2 separate regions of the Homo sapiens genome follow, and region 2 is linked to region 1. A link is a contact called in ENCODE Hi-C or POLR2A ChIA-PET data. All regions are on one chromosome and are shown on one strand. The core of a region is the stretch at or near the end of the contact, and the rest is flanking DNA. Distances in the headings are between cores, read along the strand shown.

Region 1 (5,901 bases), core at 1,330-3,829:
CACTCTGTATTTAGCTACTCTGGTGGGGACTTGGAGAACCTTTATGTCTAGCGAAGGGATTGTAAATACACCAATCGGCACTCTGTATCTAGCTCAAGGTTTGTAAACACACCAATCAGCACCCTGTGTCTAGCTCAGGGTTTGTGAATTCACTAATGGACACTCTGTATCTAGCTACTCTGGTGGGGACTTGGAGAACTTTTGTGTCTAGCTCAGGGATTGTAAACGCGCCAATGAGCACTCTGTGAAGATGGACCAATCAGCTCTCTGTAAAACAGACCAGTCAGTTCTCTGTAAAATGGACCAATCAGCAGGATGTGGGTGGGGCCAGACAAGATAATAAAAGCAGGCTGCCGGAACCAACTGCGACAACGTGTTCGGGCTTTTTCCCACGGTGCGGAAGTGATTTTTCGCTCTCTGCGATGGATCTTGATTGTTCTTTGGGTTTACACTACGTTTATGAGCTGTAATTTGTTGATGGTCTGCAGCTTATCTTTTGAAGTTAGGAAAAACATGAATTCTCGGGCAAGAACAAACAACTCCGGAGGCGCCGCCTTAGAAGATGTAACACTGACTGCCAAGGTTTGCAGTTTCACTCCTGAGCCAGTAGAAGACCAAACCACCAGAAGGAAGAAACTCTATAACACATCCGAACGTCAGAGGGAATGAACTCTGGCTACACCGCATCTAACGATTGTAACACTCATCCGGAGGACTTGTGGCTTTCTTGAAATCAGTGAGATCAAGAACCCGCCAATTCCGGACACAATGTTTTACGAATTGTGTGTTAGTAGGAGTTGCTCCTTACAACTGCTATTTCACAAACATTTATTCCTTGATATAACCTGCCACCACTAGAATTGCAGTCACTGATTCACCAAAAATAAATCAATCATGTCGTTTTTGCTGATCTTAACTTGAGGTGCAGCTCATATTTTTTTCAATATTTAGTGTTAGAAGTGTTTGGAGTCCTTATTTAGAAATTTGGTGTTTTTGTGATCAGACATTTGCCAAGAAAATTAACTCTTAAATCAATTAGTCTAGTCTATGGTAGAATTAGTTTTATTTTGCTTAAAGTAATAGTTTCCAAAAACCAACTGACAATAAGTGAGGACTTCCTATATTTTTATGCTTAGGTTTGATGAAGTGGATAGTCCCATAGCAGTATAATTGGATAAAAGGGGGTATGATCTAATGGTTATAAACTGGGGTGAACTTAGCAAAGCCTGTTTATTCAGGTTCTCTTTGGCATCTCTGTGTCTTCGTTTATTTCCTCCAAGTACATTTTCTCCCCTCTGAATTGACGGTCTTATCACCTACTTTAATTGGAAGATCAGGTAGCTTTCATGGCCCGCTTCACGGAACAAGGGCCCAGAGAAAAACGTTTCTGCTTCTGCTGTTTTCTCAAATGCCGAGGTGTCGTATTTTGGGAGTAGTGTGACCTGAACCCAGTCAAAAGACGTCCGAGTCTTTCTAATCTCTGGGTCATAGGGTCGCCTTTGGCCTATGCATTGTACGTATACAGTATGGCATTTCGCATGTCTGTCCACTTCTAGGCGCACAGTCCAACTGGCTTTGACTGGTCAGGAAGGCCAGGCCTGGATCTGGGGTTGGTACTATAGGTTAGATGTTTTCAGGTTTTGAAGGAGAAACAGGTCCCTTAAGGATGAGAGCGAATCAGAAGAAGACAGACAAAAAAGGATTTAGGATTTGTTCCAGAAGCTCATTTCTGGATTGACTGTCGTACCAAGGTTTGGCGAACGGCGGCAAGCGCTTGCCAGTTTGTCGAAGAGTGGAGAGGTCAGTTGTGCCAAGGAGTGGAGAGGTCTAAGAACTCTCCAGGAGCACGGAGGGTTTATGCAGTCATAAATCGCCTTGCTTCTGCATACTTTTTATTCCGTGGAGGATTCCGCCCGGGCGATGGCGCCATAAATGCAGGTGCGTCCTGGCTCTTTTCTCTTCCCAGTGCGCATCTCGGCGACTCTCACCACCCGAGTCTCAGAGCCCGCGAAACGTAGCGTGCCAGGTTCTCCATCCCGAGGCTGGGCGCGGGAACCTGCAGGGGCAGTAACTACGACCGGGACAAGCCGATCTGCAATTCCCCTCCTGTTTTCTCTGCCCCTTGGACTTAAATTCCCACGGCGGCGTTTAGGGCTTTCGTTTTATCTTTCTGCGTTATGCTCGCGGTTTCCTGGCAACCTTTCCAAGCAGAATCACCCCATCACAGACCTTTCTCTGGGGGGCGGCCAGGCAGGACGGCTCCCTTATAAACCCCGATAGGTGGTTGTCGAGCGGCCGTCCGAGAGGGTGACCTGCAGCGGGAGATCCCAGGCCCAGCACGGGACTTTCGATATAACATTCAGTTTTCCTTCTCTCAGCGCAGTCAGGAAACAATATCCAGTATAGCGAATTCAAAATTAAGTTCGACAAAATATGCTTCTTGGCACGACCGATAATAGTAACAGGTCATAGAAATATTTTGGCCCACGTTGAGCGTTGGGGGGTGTAGCTCAGTGGTAGAGCGCGTGCTTAGCATGCACGAGGCCCCGGGTTCAATCCCCGGCACCTCCAGCTTCATTTTTCTCCCGCCTTTTCTCCTAGATGTGCCTTGTTTGCAAAATCATGTCTATCATGTCCACGACTCGCCTCAATTTTTTTTCTTTTGTTTTTGTGGCACTTTCATTCTCTCTCAATTCTTCAAATTCACATGGAAACCAAGGAAAACAAGCTCCGTTTTGCTTTCAATATTGATGCATTTCTGCTCTAAGGCTTTGACACCACCCTGGGTGGCTGTGTCAAGAGATGAAAGACAAAATGAAAGAGGCCGCGGAAGCACAGACTGGCAGAATTCCAAAACCCGAAAAACAAGCAAGGCACCAAATTAACAAGCCCAATCACATTGGTTACATTTCCCAGTATTATCGAAGATCAAGCAAGAAAGAAAAAGACAGAAAACAAATGCGAAACCACAGGTAATTTTTTACAATTTATTTTAGATCCTTTCTTTTTTGAGCTGTTCCTTGGTCAAGGGACAGACCCAGAAAATAGGAAAACTGTCCCACGGATTTCCCCACCACTCTCTTCCCATCGCAATCTCTTTTCTTTTCCCCCATCAGGTGTCCTCTTGTTCGTCCGATTTTAGACTTTGTAAGCTTTTTGTAGGCTTTTTTTTTTTTTTTTTTTGGAGACAAGAGTCTCACTCTGTCTCCCAGGCTGGAGTGCAGAGTGCAATGGCACCATCTCGGTTCACGTGCAAGCTGTGCCTCCCAGATGCAAGTGATTCTCCTGCCTTAGCCTCCCGAGTAGCTGGAATTACAGGCATGATGCACCACCATGCCCGGCTAATTTTTTTTTTTTTAGTGGAAACGGGGGTTTCACCATGTTGGCCAGGCTGGTCTCGAACTCCTGAACTCAAGTGATCCACGATCCACCCGCCTCTGCCTCCTAAAGTGCCGGGATTCCAGGCGTGAGCCACCACGCCTGGCCTACTTTGTATGCATTTCTTTGACTCATTGTTATTGTTTCTGACTTTATTAGGGTAACTTTTATTAAAGCATAATGTAAGCTTTGGATCCAAATAGAAGTTCTTTATTGTGTTAAATAAATTGAAGCCTTCGTATCTGGCTGACTTGAAGCAGCACTTAGCTAGTTTTAAAAGATATGGAAGGCAATCAGAAAACAAAGATACATATCCCCACTCCCTTCTCTTCCCAATTCTAACCGCAGCTCACATTTTGAAGGGCCTCACACATGCATGTGTGAACATCTCAACATATTAGCGGTGGCAGTTATCTGTAAGGAGTCTGCAGCAACATTAATTCTTGCCTCCTCAGGAGAAGGAAAGAATTCGATTGAGGAGCATAATGCCGAAGGAGAGACCGAGGCAAGTCTTAGAGCAGGGGTGAAAAATTATTGAAAATATTTAGAGCACTAATGAAGGAAAGTACACTTGGAAGAGGGCCAAGCAGGCGACTTGAGAGACCAAGTGCACGGCTTGACCTCTAGACCTGGGGTCGTAAACGTTGGCATAGTTCCTAAATCTTGTGTTATTTCTCCCCACTCCTGAGATCTTATTGGGAAGTGACCGACCACCAGTTTCACGTGTTTTCTATCTGTTAAGAAACTGCCTTTCTCTGTCAGAGGAAGAATCAGTTTAAACTTTATAGATTTCTTTTAAAACGTATTTATTACAAGTCCCCAAGAGGGCTTTATTTTTGCTTTCACACATCCTGTTTTTCAGCTTCCTTGGCTCTTTTTGCCCATATGCCGAAGAGCCGAGCATTGCCGCCAAGCATTGGCACCGGCCATGCGGAGACTAGCGAAAGCTTTGCAATTCCTCTACTTCTCAGTGATGACTCGGGCTTTCTCCTTACATTCTTGATGGGCATGACCGGTCCTGTCAGCTGGGTGGCCAATTTCTGTTCTTCAGCAGAACTGTCTCCCTTCTTGGGGGCCGAGGGCTTTCTGGGGAAGAGGATGAGTTTGGAGCAATACTCATTCAGACGCTGCACATTGGCCTGCAGGGAATCGGTGGACTTGTTCTGCCTCCTCGGATCCACAGAGATGCCAGTGGTCCGGGTCACCTTCTTGTGAATGCCCGCCACCCTGAGCTCCAGGCTGAAGCCTCTGCCGGCGCGCACCTTGATGTGATAACGCACAGCAGGGCACAGCACAATGGGCCAGATGGGTCCCGACTCTCCGGGCGCGGGGCGATGCAGCGCCCTTTGGCTTGCCGGGCCTTGATTCTGCGGATCTTCTGGTTGAACCACGTGGCCACACGCTGCTGCCAGTCCTTGTGGAAGTGGGGCTTCAACATCATGCCATTCCTGCTGGGCGCCATGGCTGCCTACGGCCCTCCTACGAAGGAAACACTTTATAGATTTCTATAGCAGTGTTACATAGTAAGGTTTTATGGCGAGTTTTGTAGCATGGATCATACTACCTTAGGACTGATGGTAAAGTTTTAGTCTAAGGAAAGCTCTGAAAATTTGAAAATGTGTAACCACCCAATGAGTTCAGCTTGCCCACTGCCTAGACAGAACCATTTATCAAGACGGGCATGCAAAGCCGGCTGTGTGGGAGACCCGTTTTATTATTATTCAAATCAGTCTCCCCAAGTGGATTGCAGTTTTTAAGGATAATTTGGTGGGTAGGGGACCAGTGAGTTGGGAAAGTTGATTAGTCGGGTCGGAGATGAAATCAGAGGGAGTCGAAGCTGTCCTCTTGTGTTGGCTTAATTTCTGGATGGGGGCCACAAGACCAGATGAGCCAGTTTATCGTTATGGGTGGTGCTAGCTGATCCATAGAGTACAGGGGCTGCAAAATATCTCAAGAACTGATCTTCGGTTTTACAATAGTGATGTTATCCTGAGGAGCAATTGGGGGAGGTTTAGAATCTTGCAGCCTCCAGCTGCATGACTCCTAAACCATAATTTATAATCTTGTGGCTAATTTGTTAGTCCTGCGAAAGCAGTCTAGTCCCCAGGCAGGAAGCGGGTTTGTTTTGGAAAGGGCTGCTATTGTCTTTGTTTCAAAGCTAAACTATAAACTAAGTTCCTCCCAAAGTTAGGTCAGCCTACGACCAGGAATGAACAAGGACAGCTTGGAGGTTAGAAGCAAGATGGAATTGGTTAGGTTAGATCTCTCACTGTCTCAGTTGTAATTTTGCGATGGTGTTTTCAAATGTTGATTTAAAGAAGACCATAAATTTGTGTTGCTTTCTCAGATTTTGAGAATAAGGACAAAAAGTGTATGTTTTAATGGGAGAATCTTAAGAATTTCACTACTGAAGTGGATTTCTCTGTCCATTAACAGTGCTAAATGTTTTGTATTTCCCAGTTGGAAAAACAAAATCTGCAAGCTTTGAATGATACTTGTTATTAGGTTTTGGTAACAGCTGTT
Region 2 (5,901 bases), core at 1,812-4,311, 140 kb before region 1:
GTGATTTCCACGTATTAACTAATTTATCCTTATAACGGCTCTGAAATTTAGGTATTTACACTGGACCCATTTTGCAGATAGACAAACTAGGGTGGGTCTAAGGTATGATACACACACATTGTGAGTGGGGTAGCCAGGATTTAATCTCATAATTAAGCAAATTTTATTTCATTTTGATACATTTTTAAAACAGCTAACCATGACTATTCACAAAGGTATGCAATCCTTGCCCCCACTGAAAGCACCAGAACACCTTGGAAAAATGGCTGATTCCAGGTCTGAGGCAGGAAATGTATGACATGTGTCTGAAACATTTATCTTGCCATAAAGGAAAAAAGCAAAGACGCTTAGAGTTGGATGAAAAGGACACAGGAGATAAAATAAAGGGACTCCCACTGACCAAAGATGAAATAATTTGAACATTAAAAAGAATAACTACTGCAATTGATTGAGACTCATTGAATGTATTTTTTTAAATCCATGTGTTCATATTGATATGCAAAAAGAGAAAACAAAATTTTGCATTAGTTATCAACTGATGCAGAACACTTGATGTTGTGCACAAAAAGAGAAAACAAAATTTTGCATTAGTTGCACAAAAAGATTTTACATTAGTGCACATTAGATGCACAAAAAGAGAAAACAAAATTTTGCATTAGTTATAAAACTTAGAACCAAACATCTGTTGCAGTTTCCTCCCTCAAAGCCATTCCCCAGCTTCTGAAGACCAGAAATCTGGGAGCAGCTTGGCTGGTGGTCCTGCGTATGTCATAAGGTTGCACCCAAGACATCAACCAGGGCTGCAGTCATCTGAAAGCTTGACTAAGGTAGAAAGATCCACTTCCAAACTCACTCATGTGTCTGCTGGCAGGAGGCTTCAGTTCCTCACCACCTGGGCCTCTCCTTACAACATGGCATTTGGCTTTCCCAAGGGTGTGTGATCTACGAAAGAAAAACAGACCAAAACAGAAGCCGTAGATTATTTTATAACCTAATATTAGAGATAATGTAGCATCGGCCAGGTGCGGTGGCTCATGGCTGTAATCCCAGCACTTTGGGAGGCCAAGGTGGGCAGATCACTTGAGGCCAGGAGTTTAAGACCAGTCAGCCAACATGGCGAAACTCTATCTCTACTAAAATATAAAAATTAGCTGGGCATGCTGATGCATGCCTATAGTCCCAGCTACTTGGGAAACCGAGGCAGGAGACTCACTTGAACCCGGGAGGTGGCGATTTCAGTGAGCCAAGATCGCGCCACTGCACTCCAGCCTGGGCAACAGAGCAAGACTCTGTCTCAAAAAACAAAACAAACAAACAAACAAACAAACAAAACATAGCATCACTTTTACCAGATCATTCAGTCACACAAACCAACCCTGGTACAATGTGGAAGGGGGCTACACAAGGATGTGAATGCTGGACAGTAGGGCCCAGCTAGCCATTTTATAGGATGGCTATCACATTTTGTAAGGTGGTTACCATTGATGGCACCTAAGGCACAACTGCTTTTTCTGAAAATTGGCAATTATGTTGAAAATTAAACAGTCTTTCTTTCCTGTACAAACTACATTTCAGGATAACCAAATAGCCCTAAATTGCTAAATTGATGAAGGAAAGTTTTTCTTTATAGAGGAGTTCTAACTAATAAATGTGAAAAAATTATTGAATTAGAAAAATTACAATTTTACAAACTCTAATGAAATGGGGTGGCTGAATCTATCAGATTAAAAGCCAGTGGGAAAGTTTACATGGAAGGATTCAGCTATCAAGTATTAAACCCACTGGTCAATCTTAGCATCAAAAACATTATATGCTTCCTGATGTGTGGCAAAAAGTACATAGCACCACCTAAGGATTCTTACTAACAAAGTTAAACCTAACTCTAATCAAACCTTTAGAGGTAACATCAAGTTTTACAGGAAATATGAGGCTAGAGAAACTAATAAAATGGGGACACAAATAGACAAAGCCAGCATGTAGAACATTCAGGACAAATGTCCCAATTTGTTCAATTAGTTGACTATATGAGGGGAAGACGAAGAGGAGGATGGAAGGAGGAACTAGTTCAGATGTGAATTTTAAAAGAATTAAGACACATGCCCAAATTAAATACTGGAACTTTAGATCTTGAATGAAATAGAAAACAAATGTAAGAAGCATATGTATATATTTAGGGAAATATAATATGGACTTGGTATTAGATGATAACCAGGAATTATTTTGTTAAATGGGATAATGGTATTGTGATTCTGTAGGAAAATATCCTTTTTAAAATAAATGCATAATGAAGTTGAAAGTAAGATATTTGGGGTTTGCTTTAAAACGTTTCAGCAAGAAAAAATGGAGATGGATGAAACAAGTGTGGCAGAATTTTATGTATTTTTAAATGTAAATGATGGGTATATATGGGTTAATTATACTCTTCTTTCGACTTCTGCATAGGCTTAAAATAGTCTTTACTTTTGAAAAAGACATTCAATTATTTGTGTTCTTAGTTAATATTTAAAAGTAACTTTTTCATATATTTGTCACAAAACTTCTGTCCATTCCTATCTAGAGGTTCCTCTACATGGGAAAAAAGGAGCAAAAGGGTAATATTTCTGCAACCCCTTTGCACAGGCCATAAACGCACGCAAACTCCTAGAAGGCTGAGCCGCGAGGAGGAGGGCGGAGAGTTTAAGGGAACGCCTAGACCAGAGAGTTGACGCCTTTCCTAGAAAATCACCGGAAATGATAATTGGCGGACTAGGAAGTGGAGCTTCTGTATATTTCTGTTTCTCATTTCTTGGGGAGAGTACCGGCGGGAAGGTCTGTGCCTTGGGCCGTCGTGGGTCGGAATTTGCAGCTGAGAGGAGAGGAGTCCGGTGCCGCCGTCGCCCCCCTCACCTAAATACCCGGGCCCCTGGGGTTGCAGGCAGGGGCGGGTCTTTGGGGCCAGATTTGAGGAGGGAGTCGGCTGCGGTTTCCTCCCTCGAAGCCATTCCCCAAAATGAGCATTTCCCGCCCATTTGCCCTACCTCCTCCCAGGGGCTCGTGACCCATTTTTTTTTTTTTTTTTTGAGACCGGAGTCTTGCTCTTGTCGCCTCCTGACCCATTCTTTTTATTCTTCTCTACAGCATCCATTCATATATTCATTCAGTCAGCTAATTTTTAATCCAGCACATACTATTGCAAGCGCTGTTTTAGGCGTTGAGAATACAACTGTGAACAAGACGACAAAAATTCCTGCCCTCATGGAGCCTAAGAGCCTAGATTTTAGCGAAGGTAGAACCACCGTAAACAATGTATATATTAATAAGTAACTTATGCACCATACTGGAAAATTATAAAGTGCTATAGAGGAAAAGAAGAATTCATGTAAAGCAAGGTAAGGCCCATCAGGATTGGAAGGAGGGGATAGGCTGCAATTTTAAATAAGGCACTCAGAGTAGACCTCCTTGGGAAGATGACCTATAAGAAAACACTTGAAGGAGGCAAGATTATTAGCCATGGAGATCGCTTAAGGTGAAGGGAGCAGCCAATGGAAAGGCCCTAAGATGAAAGAGAAGGAAGGTCGGTATGGCTGAAGATTGAGGGAGTGGGAGAAGAGTAGAAGGTGTTGAGAATGACACATCCTGTAGACTTGTATGCCACTCTTAAGACTTCAGCTCTTATTTTGGGTGAGCAGGAGAGGAAGTTAGAAGTCACGGGCACATTCAGTAGGGCCTTGTATACCTCGGTAAGGACTTCAGGTTTTATTTTAAGTATGAACCACTGGAGAGTTTTCAGCAGAGCGATGAAATGATCCAACTCAAGTTGTAAACGGACTACTCAGACTGCCCTATTAAGAAAGGAGGTGGAGCTTGCAGTGAGCCGAGATTGCGCCACTGCACTCCCGCCTGGGCCACAGAGCGAGACTCCGTCTCAAAAAAAAAAAAAAAAAAAAAAAAAAAGAAAGGAGGAAGGCAAGGATTGAAGAAAGGAGACCAGTTAGAAGACTACCGCAGTAATGGAAAGGAGGGGAGATAGCAGGTGATGGTGGCTCAGACAAGGGTGGTAGCCGTTGAGATTGTATTCTGGATATGTTCACATTTTCAGTTTGACTTCGTGCCTCAGGTTCTCAGTGACTCCCTATTTTTTCCTGTGGTCACATTCCTCTTTTCCCTTCACCAAATATGCAGGGAAACAAGATGTGAGATCACAGCGGTTTAGTGTTGCTAATGAACCCCAAATCCAGGGCAGTGTTTGACACATTAAGCCAAACAGTAGCGGCACTGTGGGTCAAGAAGGGCCCTTTGGCTGGCACCACCAAAACATGTGTTCTCCAAAGGAGGCTGGCATCAACTGGAGCCACTTCACAGCTTGTTTGAGAACTGGATCTGACCAGTAGGAAGAAACCAGGACAGCAGTGGAAGACTGTTAAAGAAACCTGAGTAAAAAGATGCAGGAGGTAAGAAGAGGAGGGTCTGTGATACATCACAAGGAGGAAGAAGGAGAAGTGAGTCCAAGAAAGAAGGAAAGCAGTGTGAGTGGAGGTGTGTCTGACTCTAGATACTGTTGGAGGTGTCTCCTCCTAGATACTGTTTTTGCTGCTTGACCTGGTGATCATTAAAGCTTTGTAGTTGTAGATGCCATTTCTAGTTTTCATAAGGTATTAGGAACTGAGTCCATTATTTTCTCCCTTCTTTTGGTATTTCTGGGAGACAGTTTCTGTGGATAGACCTGTATGGTTGCTTGCATCTTCCTATGTATTTTTCTCACCTTCATAACTTTCCTGAATTCATTCTGTGTCTTGCAATAGGTTGTGCTGTTGGATGAGAGTTCAGGACCACCAAGCCAGCTGCTTTGGACCCGCCAGGATACCCAGCTCCCTCAGGAAAGCGGTGAGATACACAGGAGATTGTGGCAGGAGTCACGGCAGCTGAGAATGTAGTAAGGACACAGAGTGGGTGGAAAATGCCACACTGGGGCCCAAAAATCTGTTCATTAATGAGCATTTATAGAAAGTCTTATTTTGTTTCTATACGAGGCTTGGATCAATATCTAGAGGAACTAAATATTCAGTTTCTGTCAGTATCTTAAATTTTGAAAAAAATCAGTGTGTAAAAGATTCTACAAAGCAATTTATCAGAAAGAATCAATGCAGTCAGGCATTTACTGTTTGTATAACCTGAGATATATGGTAAATAGCGTACATATTTGCACATATTTTACACTTATAAAACTTGTGGTATAATTCAGTAATTCCTACCCAAACATAATTTTGCCAACATGTAAAATTTGAATATATACAATTTTACTTCTGCAGACCTTTCTGGAGCCCTGATACTTTTAAATGATGTATAGATATCTCCAAAATATAAAATAAAGCAGTGACAAAAGAAGAAGCAAAAGTTTTCCCATTGAAGCCTTGTGCTCTTTGGTGGCGTATGTGAGGAGGAAAAGTGGTTAAGATTTGTATAAAAGCTGATGGTAGGCCGGGTGCGGTGACTTATGCCTGTAATCCTAGCACTTTGGGAGGCCTAAGTGGGTGGATCACTAGAGGTCAGGAGTTCATGACCAGCCTGGCCAATATGGTGAAACCCCATCTCTACTAAAAATACAAAAATTAGCCAGGTGTGGTGTAATGCACCTGTAACCCCAGTTACTCAGGAGGCTGAGGCAGAAGAATTGCTTGAACCCAGGAGGTGGAGGTTGCAGTGAGCTGAGATCATGCCACTGCACTCCAGCCTGGGCAACAGAGTGAGACTCTGTCTAAAAAAAAAAAAAAAAAAATTGCTGTTGGAGGTGCAACCTAGGAGATAGTATATAGCAATTCAGGAGTCATAAAATCAAACCCAGAAAGGCATAGACTTTTGGACAGAGGAGTAGGCACATTCAAAAGTAAGCTTTTTAGTATATGCTACCTGCAAAAAATAAAA

What was found. Hi-C counts contacts between places; a loop is a spot of excess contacts on that map. ChIA-PET counts read pairs that join two places held with the same protein, here RNA polymerase II (POLR2A). Pooled maps may share reads with other maps.
Region 2: a loop to region 1 is called in a pooled map, with 2.5 times the contacts of the local background. The contact joins the promoter of ZNF311 here to the promoter of LINC01623 in region 1. A Hi-C loop is called at or near these places in 14 of 168 maps with a recorded cell type or tissue (Caco-2, GM11168, HepG2 and 9 more), 2 of 37 single-sample maps with no recorded cell type and 22 of 50 pooled maps. POLR2A ChIA-PET finds 5 or more read pairs at or near these places in 16 of 52 experiments (CD4-positive, alpha-beta T cell, CD4-positive, alpha-beta memory T cell, HEK293T and 11 more).

What each region holds. Positions count from the first base shown.
Region 1 is chr6:28,860,355-28,866,255 of GRCh38, reverse strand. LINC01623 (long intergenic non-protein coding RNA 1623) reads left to right here and starts at 2,579. Exons shown (of 2, transcript NR_033379.1): 1 at 2,579-2,972; 2 at 4,241-5,901. It overlaps TRA-AGC2-2 (tRNA-Ala (anticodon AGC) 2-2), which reads left to right and starts at 2,500; the gene lies at 2,500-2,571. It also overlaps the pseudogene RPL13P. RefSeq lists an enhancer at 1-387.
Region 2 is chr6:29,002,475-29,008,375 of GRCh38, reverse strand. ZNF311 (zinc finger protein 311) reads left to right here and starts at 3,061. Exons shown (of 7, transcript NM_001382360.1): 1 at 3,061-3,368; 2 at 4,162-4,430; 3 at 4,782-4,863. The coding sequence starts at 4,422.